Regions from separate parts of the Homo sapiens genome. Here region 1 is linked to region 2. The links are chromatin contacts, found by Hi-C or POLR2A ChIA-PET in ENCODE. All regions are on one chromosome and are shown on one strand. The core of a region is the stretch at or near the end of the contact, and the rest is flanking DNA. Distances in the headings are between cores, read along the strand shown. Region 1 overlaps SMG6 (SMG6 nonsense mediated mRNA decay factor). Region 2 overlaps SMG6 (SMG6 nonsense mediated mRNA decay factor).

What was found. Hi-C counts contacts between places; a loop is a spot of excess contacts on that map. ChIA-PET counts read pairs that join two places held with the same protein, here RNA polymerase II (POLR2A). Pooled maps may share reads with other maps.
Region 1: a loop to region 2 is called in a pooled map, with 2.3 times the contacts of the local background. The contact joins two enhancer-like sites. A Hi-C loop is called at or near these places in 2 of 50 pooled maps. POLR2A ChIA-PET finds 5 or more read pairs at or near these places in 4 of 52 experiments (CD4-positive, alpha-beta memory T cell, CD8-positive, alpha-beta memory T cell, WTC11 and 1 more).

Annotation. Positions count from the first base shown.
Region 1 is chr17:2,119,775-2,126,300 of GRCh38, reverse strand. All of the region lies in intron 13 of SMG6 (SMG6 nonsense mediated mRNA decay factor), which reads left to right. Among named protein-coding and RNA genes, the nearest start is that of SMG6-AS1, 33 kb to the right of the region's middle. RefSeq lists enhancers at 2,348-2,397, 3,603-3,662. Within about 2 kb of position 2,465, at least 31 of the 41 ENCODE cell types and tissues checked have a DNase peak (open chromatin) inside an H3K27ac peak, as active enhancers do.
Region 2 is chr17:2,280,184-2,286,158 of GRCh38, reverse strand. It overlaps SMG6 (SMG6 nonsense mediated mRNA decay factor), which reads left to right. Exons shown (of 19, transcript NM_017575.5): 7 at 2,424-2,534; 8 at 3,300-3,512. Among named protein-coding and RNA genes, the nearest start is that of SMG6, 21 kb to the left of the region's middle. Within about 2 kb of position 3,663, at least 2 of the 41 ENCODE cell types and tissues checked have a DNase peak (open chromatin) inside an H3K27ac peak, as active enhancers do.

The sequences.
Region 1 (6,526 bases), core at 1,216-3,715, 160 kb after region 2:
TGAATTTGTTTTTGTATATGGTCTTAGGTAAGGGTTCAGCTTCATTCTTTTGCATGTGAATATCCAGGTTTTTTTAAGCTCTTTTTATTGAAAAGACTATTCCTTCCATAAGATTGGAATTGGTCTTGACACCCTTGTCAAAAGTCAGTTGACCCTGTATTTGTGAGAGTTTACTTCTAGGTTTTCTGTTCTATTCTATGCCAGTACCACACCGTTTTGATTAGTATAGTTTTGCAGTAAGTTTTGAAATCCAGAAGCATGAGCCCTTTAACTTTTGTTCTTTTTCACGATTAATTTGGCTGTATGGGGTCCCTTAAGATTCCATATGATTTTTTTTTTTTTTTTTTTGAGATGGGTTCTCACTCCATCTCCCAGGCTGGAGTGCAGTGGCACAATGTCAGCTCACTGCAACCTCTGCCTCTCAGGTTCAAGCGATTCTTGTGCCTCAGCCTCCCAAGTACCTGGGATTACAGGCATGCGCCACCACACCCAGCTGATTTTTGTATTTTTAGTATAGACGGTGTTTTGCCATGTTGACCAGGCTGGTCTCCAACTCCTGACCTCAAGCAATCTGCCCGCTTTGGCCTCCCAGAGTGCTGGGACTACTGGCATGAGCCATTGCATCCAGCTAGATTCCATATGAATTTTAAGATGTTTTTATGGATCTGTGGAAAATGCCATTGGGATTTTGATAGGAACTGCATTGAATCTGTAGATTGCTTTGGTTACTGTAGTCAGCTTAACAATATTAAGTCTTCCAATTCATGAACATAGAATGTTTTTCCATTTATTGGAACTCCGTTTTTAATTATATTCAATTTTAGGAAATTTAAATTTGTTTGGCCATATTGTAGCTAATCATCATCCTATTGGCCAGCAAGCCCAAGAGAATTATCCTCAGATTTTCTTTTCTTCCTAAATCGTAGGATCGTAGTGACGTCTTCAGAGGCCTTGTAGTATCTGAATCATCATTGGTCTCAGGATGTCTGGATTGTATGGAATGCATGGTTAGAAGGGTGAATAAATAGGGGGTTTCGGTCCCTCCAGGTTATCTCTGTCTCGGAGATATGAGAGGGCTACAAGTCTTGCCACATCAGACCCTGTCTCCTTCTCTATTTTCCCTTTGGAAATGTCTGTTTTTCTCCAGAGCCAAAGAGAACCTCTTGTTTTCCAAAAAATTAGCAAAAAGTAGACTCTGCTCTGGCAGGAATGGAACTCCTTCTGCCTCTTCCTATTTCCATAGAAGAAGAGACCATAGTGCCCCAAATGAGGTGTTTTTAAAAGAAATTCCTTCTCCAAATGGAGATGCTGATTATTTTATAGCAGCGTATGTACCTTGTTCATCATTCTGATGGGGTTCTCATGGGAACAGCAACAAAAAATGCCTTTCGGTGCCAATCATGGTTGTGCTCCCAATTGCATTTTCCTTGAGGGTCAGCAGTCTAAGAGATGCCTGCACGTTAGAAACAAAAAATAAAGAATAAACGCTGTAAATAATTAATTAAACCAGGAAACCCCCTTTCAGTGTCCATTCGTTTTTCTGCCATGTAAGAAGTAATGGTAGGATGCGGAAGACCTGTGTCCTTAGTACTGTTCCGTCTCCCTGCTGCCCCTTCCCCAGCTTCTCTCTAATGACTCCCCGGGGAGATCACAGGTCTCAGAGTAAACAGGAAACCTGACTAAGTAAAATAGGGAGTCTTAGAGCCTAGAGGGTAAGAGACACAGCTCTCCAGGAAGAAGATGCCTTTGGCCTTGGACAGCCAGGAGCAGTGGGTTTGTGGGGTTTTATATAAACACTCTGTTACGACTCTCTGCGGAGGAACCCTCCAATCCACTTTAGGCCAGAAATGGAACTTTGTTCCCTGGCCTGCCCATGACTACTCTACATCAGTCTCTCCTGAAAAGAGGCTAGAATATTACTTGTGTATTCAGAATTGGACTAACCCAGTAGTTAGCCAGTTCGCTAAAACTGATTTCTCTACCTTACTGCCCTGTGGCCTGTACCCCACCCTTATTGTCACCCCTTTCTTTGTACAGAGATAACTTCTTTACTGTAGCATTTGGGATTTCCCACACTACAGTTGATCTGTCACCGCACTACCAAAATGCCTCTGCCAACCACTTGGGTGTCCTGGTGTCAGAAGTTAGAAGTGCCCCAACTGTCCCACCCAGCCTGCTCAGCTCTCCTCTCTCTCTCCTGGGTTGTTGTTCTGGAATGATATTCCTCTTGGATTCAGTGTGTGCAGTCTGATTTGGGTGGAGCCTTGAGCTGTACACAGGAGTGCTGGTAATGTCTGGCCTTCAGTGCTGCCAAAGGCAAGAAGCTGGCCTCTCAGTGTAAAGCACATAGTTGGATTGCTGGGGCAGTGTTAAATGGAGGGTGGGGTGAGCAGATAGCACTCTCTTCCTGCTCTGTTTTCAGGAAGTGATTATAAAAGCAGCTCTAAGTTTGAATGAAATCAAAAGAATGAATTGTCACCTTCCCCCAACAAAAACCAGATGAGCACAAACATATACACAAACACACTCCTCCTCTGCACTCCATCCAAGATCCACACCCTGGCTCTGCCGGGCTTCACTTCGGTGCTATTTCAGAGCAAAGAGCCTTTGTTGTGCCATCTCCATTCTCTTCCCTGGGAGAGAGCTTAGTAGTCTTATGAATGAGAGCTCGACTTCCCTTTTGGCATACTGTGGGTTTCACTTCCCTGTCCTCTCTCCTTCCAAGAAGAGTGTGGGCAGAAGTGTATAGGTGGGAGGAATAACCATTGCCAAGATTTAATTCATCAGTTAGGGATTGGGGTTTCAGAACTGGTAATAAAATTGTTTGCAGTTAATTGTCAATGAAAGGAGTTTCTGTGCCGTTAACACACTTCCATTCCTTCCTTCCAGCTGCCTCTTTCCGTCGTACTGCCTTTTTCCTGGTACCTCCATGGGGTTTAAGCCATATGGCTCTTAGGAATATCGTTTGGAGTCTCCAGAAGTGGAAGATTTGGCTGTGCAGCACACAGCACCCCTGGGTCTACTCCTCCCCTCCCCTCTCAGCAGCTGTTTGCCACTGACCGAGGTGGCGACCAAGCCTATGTGTGTGGCCAGAGTCAGTGACAAGCCTCCCACCCAGGCCTGGGGAAGCCCTTAGCCAGCGCGGTTCCTGAGGCAGCCGCCAACACGCCAGGGTTTCCTCATACCTTCAGGGCTGCGGTGGAGCAGCCAGCGTTATGCGGCAGCATTGTCTAGCGTTGCTTCACTTGACTTCTCTGTCCCCACCCTCTGTGTTTAAGGGAATCTGGCCATCATCCAGCAGGGAAGAAGCTGGCATTTACAGAGAGTGGCTTTCTGCCACCCCTCATGTGGTAGGAGCCAGGACCACCTCCATCTCTGCTTCCTACCCATGTGGCAAAGAGGAAGGGGCCCCTCTGTGCTCAGTCTCCTGTTGTGGAGTTTCGAGTTGCCTAAGATGAGAATAAGGCTGTCTGCCAGGTTATCTGCCCAGATAAACATTTATTGTTTACAGGGACATGTTTCAGCTGCTCTGGCACCTCCCACTGGTGAGATCCTCTAGTATCTTGAGGTTTTAAGCCAGTATATGGGGCCGACGTCCAGACACAGAACTACTGGAGCTGGAGAGGCTAAGTGGCTCGCGGCTTCTAACTTAGCTTCGCCATTGCCCCCCGCCCCGCTTCCCACTGCCAGAGCTAGATTTACATCTCTTGTTCTTAGTTCTGCCTCCTGGATATTGAAGCTGCATCTACATTTTAAACCTTTCTAGCCTTTAGAATTTGGGGATTTATATGCGATCCAGTGTTAGGACACAGCAAGCTGAAGACTTCTTTTACATGGCAAAACCAGCCCTCTGACACTGTGTTTTCCTTAATAGCTAATGAGACAGCTGTTTAGTGACGGCAACAGGGATTGATGCAGATTTTCTTTTTTTAATCTGACTAGGTCCACTGCTTCCAGATATTGTCTTTTTATTTTTTTAGTGATGTGATTGATTTTCCAACATTTTATTATACAGCAAAGTTGAACATTCTCCAGTGAGCTCACTTATACCCAGTACCTACATGCTGTGATTCTCATTTTACTGTATTTGTCTTATCATGTTATCTGTTTATTTCTCTCTCTCCCTCTCTTCCCCCATCTATCCACCCATCCATCCATTTTTTCTTCTTTTAAATAATTTTTTTAATGCCTATAATCCTAGCACTTTGGGAGGCCAAGGCGGGCAGATTGCTTGCAGCCAGGAGTTCGAGACCATCCTGGCCAACATGGTGAAACCCCGTCTCTACTAAAAATACAAAAATGAGCTGGATGTGGTGACGGGCACCTATAATCCCAGCTATTCAGGAAGCTGAAGCATGAGAATTGCTTGAACCCAGGAGGGCAGAGGTTGCAATGAGCTGAGATTGCGCCATGCACTCCAGCCTGGGCGACAGAGTGAGACTATCTCAAAAGAAAAGAAAAGAAAAGACCAGCCTGGGCAACATGGCGAAACCCCATCTCCACAAAAAATACAAAAATTAGCCAAATGTAGTGGCTAGCACCTGTTGACCCAGCTACTCGGGAGAGCTGCTTTAGTAGCCCAGGAGGTCAAGGCTGTAGTGAGCCCAAAATCATGCTACTGTACTCCAGCCTGGGTGATACTCTCTCTCTCTCTACACACACACACACACACACACACACACACACACACACACACACACACACACACACACAGACAGACATGTACATATATACATATATGTGTGTGTGTGTATATATAAATAATCATATAATTATATTATAATCCCTTATCTCCACCTCTGTCCCCAGAGGCAAGCTCTGTTCTGATTTTTTCCACCAAGATTAGATTTGCCTATTTTAGAACCCCATATAAATGGAATCACACAATAAGTACATGCTCTTGAGAAAGGCTTTTTTCATTTAGCTTAATCTTTTTGAGATTCCTCTGTGTTGTTACATATATTAGTATATATTAGTAGCTCACTCCTTTTTATTGCTGAGTAGTATTCCATTTTATGAATATGTCACAGTTTATCTGGTTGACAGTGAATCTGTTTCTAGTTTTTAGCTGTTATGAATAAAGTTGCTGTGAATAGTTGTACACAAATCTGTTTTTGGACATGTGTTTTCACTTGAGTAAATGCCTAGGATTAGAATTGCTGAGTCAGAGATTAGATGTGCATTTTTTATTAGAGATCCCCTGGACCAAGCTTGTCCAACCCGTGGCCCACAGGCTGCACGCAGCCCAGGATGCTTTGAATGCAGCCCAACACAAATTCGTAAACTTTCTTAAAACATTATGAGCTTTTTTGCCCCCCGCTTTTTTTTAAGCTCATCATCTATAGTTGGTGCTATTATATTTTACGCGTGGCCCAAGGCATTTCTTCCATCGTGGCCCAGGATACCCCTGCCCTACAGCTTTTTCCAAAGATGATTTTGTTAGACTCCAACAATTATGACACTTCCCATTGCTTCACATCCTCTTTCTGGTAGGTGTGTGGTGACTGGTGATATATCATTTTTGGCTTTAATTTGTATCTCCCTGATGACTAATGAAGTTGTATGCTTTTTGTTTTTTCAGACAGGGTCTTGCTCTATCACCCAAGCCAAAGAGCAGTGGCACAATCACAGCTCACTGCAGACTTGACCTCCTGGGTTCGGGCAATCCTCCTGCCTCAGCCTCTCAAGTAGCTGAGACTACAGGTGTGTGCCACCACATTGGGCTCATTTTATTACAATTTTTTGTAGAGACAAGGTATTGCTATGTTGTCTATGCTGGTCTCCAGCTTCTGGGCTCAAGCAGTCCTCCTGCCTCACTCGTCCAAAGTGCTAGGCGTGAGCCCCCATGCCCAGCTGAAGTTGTATACTTTTTCATATGCTTACTGACTTTTTTGCCTATCTTCCTTATGAAGGATCTTTTCACATCTTCCTCCCATTTTCTTGAGTTATTTTCTTGTTGAGTTCCTTATGTATTCTGGATGTAAGTAATTTGTCAGATACATGTTTTGTGAATATTTTCACAAAGCCTGTGTCTTACCTATTCATTTTCTTAATATCTTTTGATAAGCAAAAGGTTTTAATTTTCATGAAATCAATTTATCCTGCTTTTCTTTTATGGTTATTACTTTATGAGGGCTAAAAATCCCAAGTGATGAGGATCTTCTACTCGGTTCTCCTCTAAGCGCTGTATGGAGGCCGGGCGCGGTGGCTCACGCGTGGAATCCCAGCACTTTGGGAGGCCGAGGTGGGTGGATCGCTTGAGGCCAGGAGTTCAAGACCAGCCTTACCAACACGGTGAAACCGTTTCTCTACTAAAAATATAAGACGTTAGCTGGACATGGCCGGGTGCAGTGGCTCATGCCTGTAATATCAGCACTTTGGGAGGCCGAGGCGGGTGGATCGCGAGGTCAGGAGATCGAGACCATGCCGGCTAACACAGTGAAACCTGGTCTCTACTAAAAATACAAAAAAATTAGCCAGGCATGGCAGCGGGCGTCTGTAGCCCAATCTACTTGGGAGGCTGAGG
Region 2 (5,975 bases), core at 2,414-4,913:
CATGAACACAGGGTGTCTTTTCATTTACTTCGTTCTTTAATTTCTTTTAACCCTGTGTATAATAAGTTTTGCACTTCCTTGGTTAAATGTATTCCTAAGTATGTCATTCTTTTTGATGCTTTTGCAAAAGGAATTGTTTTCTTTTTTTTCTCTGTCTTTCTCTCTATTTTTTTAGACAGGGTCTTGGCCAGGTGGGGTGTCTGACCCCTGTAATCCCAGCACTTTGGGAGGCTGAGGCAGGCGGATCACTTGAGGTCATGAGTTCCAGACCAGCCTGGCTAACTTGGTGAAACCCCATCTCTACTAAAAATATAAAAATTAGCCAGGTGTGGCAGCACACACCTGTAGTCCCAGCTACTCGGGAGGCTGAGGCGGGAGAATTGCTCAAATCCGGGAGGTGGAGTTTGCAGTGAGCTGAGATCATGCCACTGCACTCCAGCCTGGATGACAGAGCGAGACTTCGTCTCAAAAAAGAAAAAAAAAAAGAAAAGAGGGTCTCACTGCGTTGCCAAGGCTGGTCCTGAACTCCTGGCTTCAAGTGAGCCTCCTCCCTCTGCCTCCTAAAGTGCTGGGATTATAAGCCTGAGCCATTGGGCCTAGCCAGAAATTGTTTTCTTAATTTCTTTTTTTTCAGATTGCTCATTGCTAGTATATAGAAATGTAACTGAATTTCGTGTGTTGATCTTGTATGTTGCAACTGTGCTGAATTCCCTCAATGGCTTTTTGTCATTTGAATTAAATTTTCTTTTTCACAGACCTCTGACCTAGATTCGCACTTTCTTCAAGTTCTTTTCCTCTATCCCTCTTTTTTCTGTCTGTCTCATCTTAGTTGTCTGTTAGCAACATTTTCCCAACTTTTCTGCCAATTCCAATCAGTCAGTCATTCTGTCTCTTCCAATCAGTGAATCTCAGGTATTTATTGAGAACACAACACGTGTACAGTAGTGCTTTTCTAGGTGCCAGGAATGATAAAATATTGACTTGCTTTCTTCCCTGAAAAAAAAAATGTGTTGAGAAAACAAGTGAGCTGTATAGACAGTGATGCAAATTAGACTTGATAAATATGTAATTGATTGTTAGATGCACCATTATCTTCTGTTCCACTAAGAAAAATGCTGCAAATTAAAATAAGACATAACAATAGATACCGATTGTAAGTTGTATCTCTGTTTTGGAAATTTTTTCATATGAAAAAATATTTTATAGAATTAATATAATACAGTCTCAAATCAGGTGAGTAGTGTAGATAGAAATTAGTATGGATTGGAATAATAATAAAAATAGCTACCAAGTAACTGTAATGGTGTGCCAAATATTCTGTTAAACTATATGCATTATATAATTTTAATCTTTTTGGGAGCCATATGTTGTAAACATTTCCATTTTGCAAATAAGGAAACCTCTCTAGGTTAACGTGCTGTGTCATACCTAATAAATGCAAGACCGAATTCAGACTCAGGCACTGACCTTAGAACCTGCACCTCTAGCCATGCCAGGTGAATATAAGATAGGAGTTTTGAAGAATGGGTAGACGCTGGGGAGAGAGAGAAGCTAGCATTTTAAATGTATTTTGAAACAGTTATGGAAAACATTGAAAATGTACATGAAGTTGGAGAAAAAGTGAGAAAGCCTTTTGGATATTCTTTCTGCCTTTGTTTCAATGTTTTCCTTTTTCCTTCTTTCTGACCCACTTCCTTTTTCTTTACTTCTTCTTTTCCCTATTAATTGCTTATAAATAGACTTGCTGAATTTCTTGAATAATATCCATAAAATGTTCAACTCAGCTACTTATTTATTTTAAAAAATTATCAATAACAATGGCAACATCATTGATTAAGTACAGTTAAGTGTGAGACAGTGGACAACACTTTGTAAACCTGAGGATACTCCTCCATTGGGTATTATTACTCCCATTGTAATGTTGAGGATATAGGAACTCAGGAAGATTATTACATAATAATGTAATAATCTTGGAGTCTTTTGTCCAAAGTTTCCGAGTCAACTCCTGGATTAGCCAGTATTTGGACCAAGGTCTGTCTGGCTTGTAATTTCGTGATTTCATTATAGCATACTGACTCTCTGATAAGAACAGGAAATATAAAGTGAATTGAACATCATGCTTTTTCTAAGAACAAGATGTAATTTCTGTTTATATTTTAAGAGCCTGTTTATTCCTTTCTCTCCTTATGAGTACTTGGTTCTTGGAGCACCTCTGCATGTAAGATATAATACTGTGCAAGAAGAGATCTGTGATGTAATTGCAATGGCTTCTCCTGTGGATAGCATTTCTGATTTTGTTGTTGGGATTCCTCTCAGTTTGGGAGACAGGCTGGGAGAGATAGTAGGGTTTCCTGAGTCAGCTGCCTCTTGCTGGAGTTAGGACGAGAATTGGTTGACTGAATGTCTCTGGCCTCTTTCCACAGAGGAGGAAGCTTGACGCTGTCTATTACTATATGCGCAGTTTAGCTGCCAGCAACCCTATCCTGACTGCCAAGGAGAGTCTCATGAGCTTGTTTGAAGAGACCAAGCGGAAGGTGAGTGGGGATGTGGCAGAACCCTTCCTTCCTCGAATAGTGCATTTCCCTGAGTGTTGGTGTGCCCTAGCTCTGCGCACCGGCAGGATCGTAGCCAGTGAGGTTTATCCAAGGTGCAGTTATTGCTCAGTGTCTGTGTGTCCTCGGGGAATGACTCATAGTGTCCTTAAATGGTCCCATCAGACTGTGCTGGTGGGTAGTTGGTCAGCCCCTGTGCAGAACAAAACTGTGATCTTCAGGAGAGCTTTCAGGGGCCCTTGGATGTACATGTACGTGCTCTACAGCCTTCAGTCTACAGAATTAATAACTATATGAAACAAAGCAGATGACACTCTGCTACTTTGGGACTGTGGTACAGTATTTTTATTGTCAAATAAATACCGGTGAGGTGAGGCTTTTCTCTTTGTAAGCTGAGTCTCAGGAAAGTCTGAGCTCATGTGTGTTTTTTGTTTTTGAGACAGAGTTTCGCTCTTGTTGCCCAGACTGGAGTGCAGTGATGCGATCTTGGCTCACTGCAACCTCTGCCTCCCGGATTTAAGTGATTCTCATGCCTCAGCCTCCCGAGTAGCTAGGATTACAGATATGCGCCACCACACCCAGCTAATTTTGTATTTTTAGTAGAGACAGGGTTTCACTATGTTGGTCAGGCTGGTCTCAAACTCCTGACCTCAAGTGATCCGCCTGCCTCCGCATCTCTAAGTGCTGGGATTACAGGCGTGAGCCACCACACCAGGCCATGAGCTAATGTGTTTGTATGTTATATAGGCAGAACAGATGGAAAAGAAGCAACATGAGGAATTTGACCTGAGCCCTGACCAGTGGCGGAAAGGAAAGAAGTCTACTTTCCGGCATGTTGGAGATGACACCACTCGCCTGGAGATCTGGATTCATCCATCCCATCCACGGTCTTCCCAGGGCACTGAGTCTGGGAAGGATTCTGAGCAAGAGAATGGGCTGGGCAGCCTGAGTCCCAGTGATGTAAGTTCCTGAGAATGATGCAATGAGCCAAACTAGCTCAGTAAGCCTGGGTGCCCTGGTTCATACAGCTGTGAGGCACAGATACTTCCCACTGATTGCAAGGAAGACAAACCACTTGAGGCTCCCTGATGGTCTTTTCCCTTCTCATGTACGCTTCCTTTATCTTTATTATGTACTTCCCTCTCTCACCACTATGTGTCACTGCAGAATTTAGTAAAAGTAGGATTAGAATTTTTTTTTTTTTTTTTTTTTTTTTGCTGCTTTTTGTTCAGCGTCATCAACATGATGCTTTAGGATTCTATGTGGGATTTTGTACTTATCTTTTCCTCTTGGTTGACCTTATATTCCGAGAATGAACTAAAGTAGCATGGATAGGTTAGTTAGTCTGATTTGTGATGGGCTTTCTATGGGATATCCTCTTATAACTCTTGGGCGGGGACTTTTTCCTTTAAGCCAGGAGAAATGACAGTAGAAAAATCACAGGCTTGTTTAGAAGATTTCTCCTCTTCATTGACTCAGTAAGTAATTATCGACAGTGTGCCAGTCACTAAAGATAACAGTGAACAAGATCTCTTGCTGTCTCAGTGCATTCTAGTGGAGGACGCAAGAGACTTAACATTGTAATTACTTCTGTTTTTGGGGTGCACACCCAGTATATGAGAGCACATAGCCATGGGACCAAAGCAGCCATTGGTCAATTGAAGTATAAAGAACAAGTAGGAGTTAGCTTGAGAAGGAAAGGGAGGTGGTAAAGTGATTCCCAGGCAAAGGAAATAGCATATGCAAAGGGCTGAGGCTGGCTGGGGGAGAGAGAGCACGGTAGGTGGAAAACTGCAGTGGCTGGTTCGTTGCGCCTTAAGGGTAAAATTCACCCAGTGGGTGGTGTAAGCTGGGGCTAGATGTTGAAGGGTCATATGATAAATTATTTGACCTTTATCCTGAAAATAGTAGGAAGCTATTGGATGCTTTAAATAGGGGAATAACATCTGCTCTTCAGAAATAAACCCTGGCCGCTTTGTAAAATGTTTGGAGAAGAGTAAGACTAGAAATAGGAGACAAGGAGGGTGCTGCGGTAGTTCCAAGTGAGATATGAAAAAGACTTGAACCAAGAAATGGCTTTGGAGGTGGGAAGAAGTGAACAGACACAAGTCATATTATTACAGTAGAATCCAAAAGACTTGGTTGAACGTGGGGAGCTCAGGGAGAAGAAAGAGTCAAGGTCTGGTGTGGTGGCTCCCATCTGTAATCCCAGCACTTTGGGAGGCCAAGGCAGGAGGTTCGCTGGAGCCTAGGAATTCAGTACCAGCCTGGTCAACAAAACGAGGCTTCTGTCTCTGTAAAAAAATTTTCAAAATTGGCTGGGCATGGTGATGCGGGCCTCTAGTTCTAGCTACTCAGGAGTCTGAGGCAGGAGGATTGCTTGAGTCCAGGAGTTCAAGGATGTCATGAGCTATGATCCAGCGTAGGTGCCAGAGCAAGACCCTGTCTCAAAAAAGTCAAGAATGAGCCCAAGAGCGTCAAGGCTGCACCACTGCACTGCAGCCTGAGTGATGAGTGAGACTCTGCCTTCCAAAAAATAAATGAATACAATCAAAAACAGGGTCGGTCTCTGTTGCTCAGGCCAGAGTGCAGTGATGCGATCGAAATCCTGAGTTCCAGTGATTTTCCTGCCTCAGCCTCCTGAGTTGCTAGGACTACAGGCACATGCCACCACACCCAGCTAATTTTTTGTAGCGATGGAGACTTGCCCTGTTGCGCAGGCTGGTCTCAAACTCCTGGCCTCAAGCAGTCCTCCCGTGGCCTCCCAAAGATCTGGGATTACAGGCATGAGGTGTATCATGTCTGTCCCATTTTATTTCTAATTATACAAATAATAGATGAATATATTTTTGGTAAAAACTTTAAATTCTTGTAGGTAGACTACAACGTGGTAATTTGTTTTCTAAACTATTGATGAAACTATATATTTTTAGTTTGTACATCATCCTTGGGTAACTATTACCCTTAATTTTCTTTAAATTTAAATCTTTGAGTTTGAGCTTTTCATTTTAGGCTACCAGCCCTCGAAGAAATCTGCAGTTTCTGGCCTGACGCGGTGGCTTACGCCTGTAATCCCAGCACTTTAGGAGGCCGAGGCGAGCAGATCACAAGGTCAGGAGTTCGAGACCAGCCTGGCCAACATGGTGAAACCCTGTCTCTACTAAAAATGCAAAAAAATTAGCTGGGCGTGGCAGCGCACTCCTGTAATCCCAGCTACTCGGGAGGCTGAGGCAGGAGAGTTGCTTGAACCCGGGAGGCGGAGGTTGCAGTGAGCCGAGATCGTGCCACTGCACTCCAGCCTGGGCAAAGAAGCCAGACTTTGTCTCAAAAAAAAAAGAAAAAGAAATCTGCAGTTTCATAACTTTTCATTTATCTATCCAGGAAACCACACTGCCATTTTTACCTGCTTTCTTAGGCCCAAGT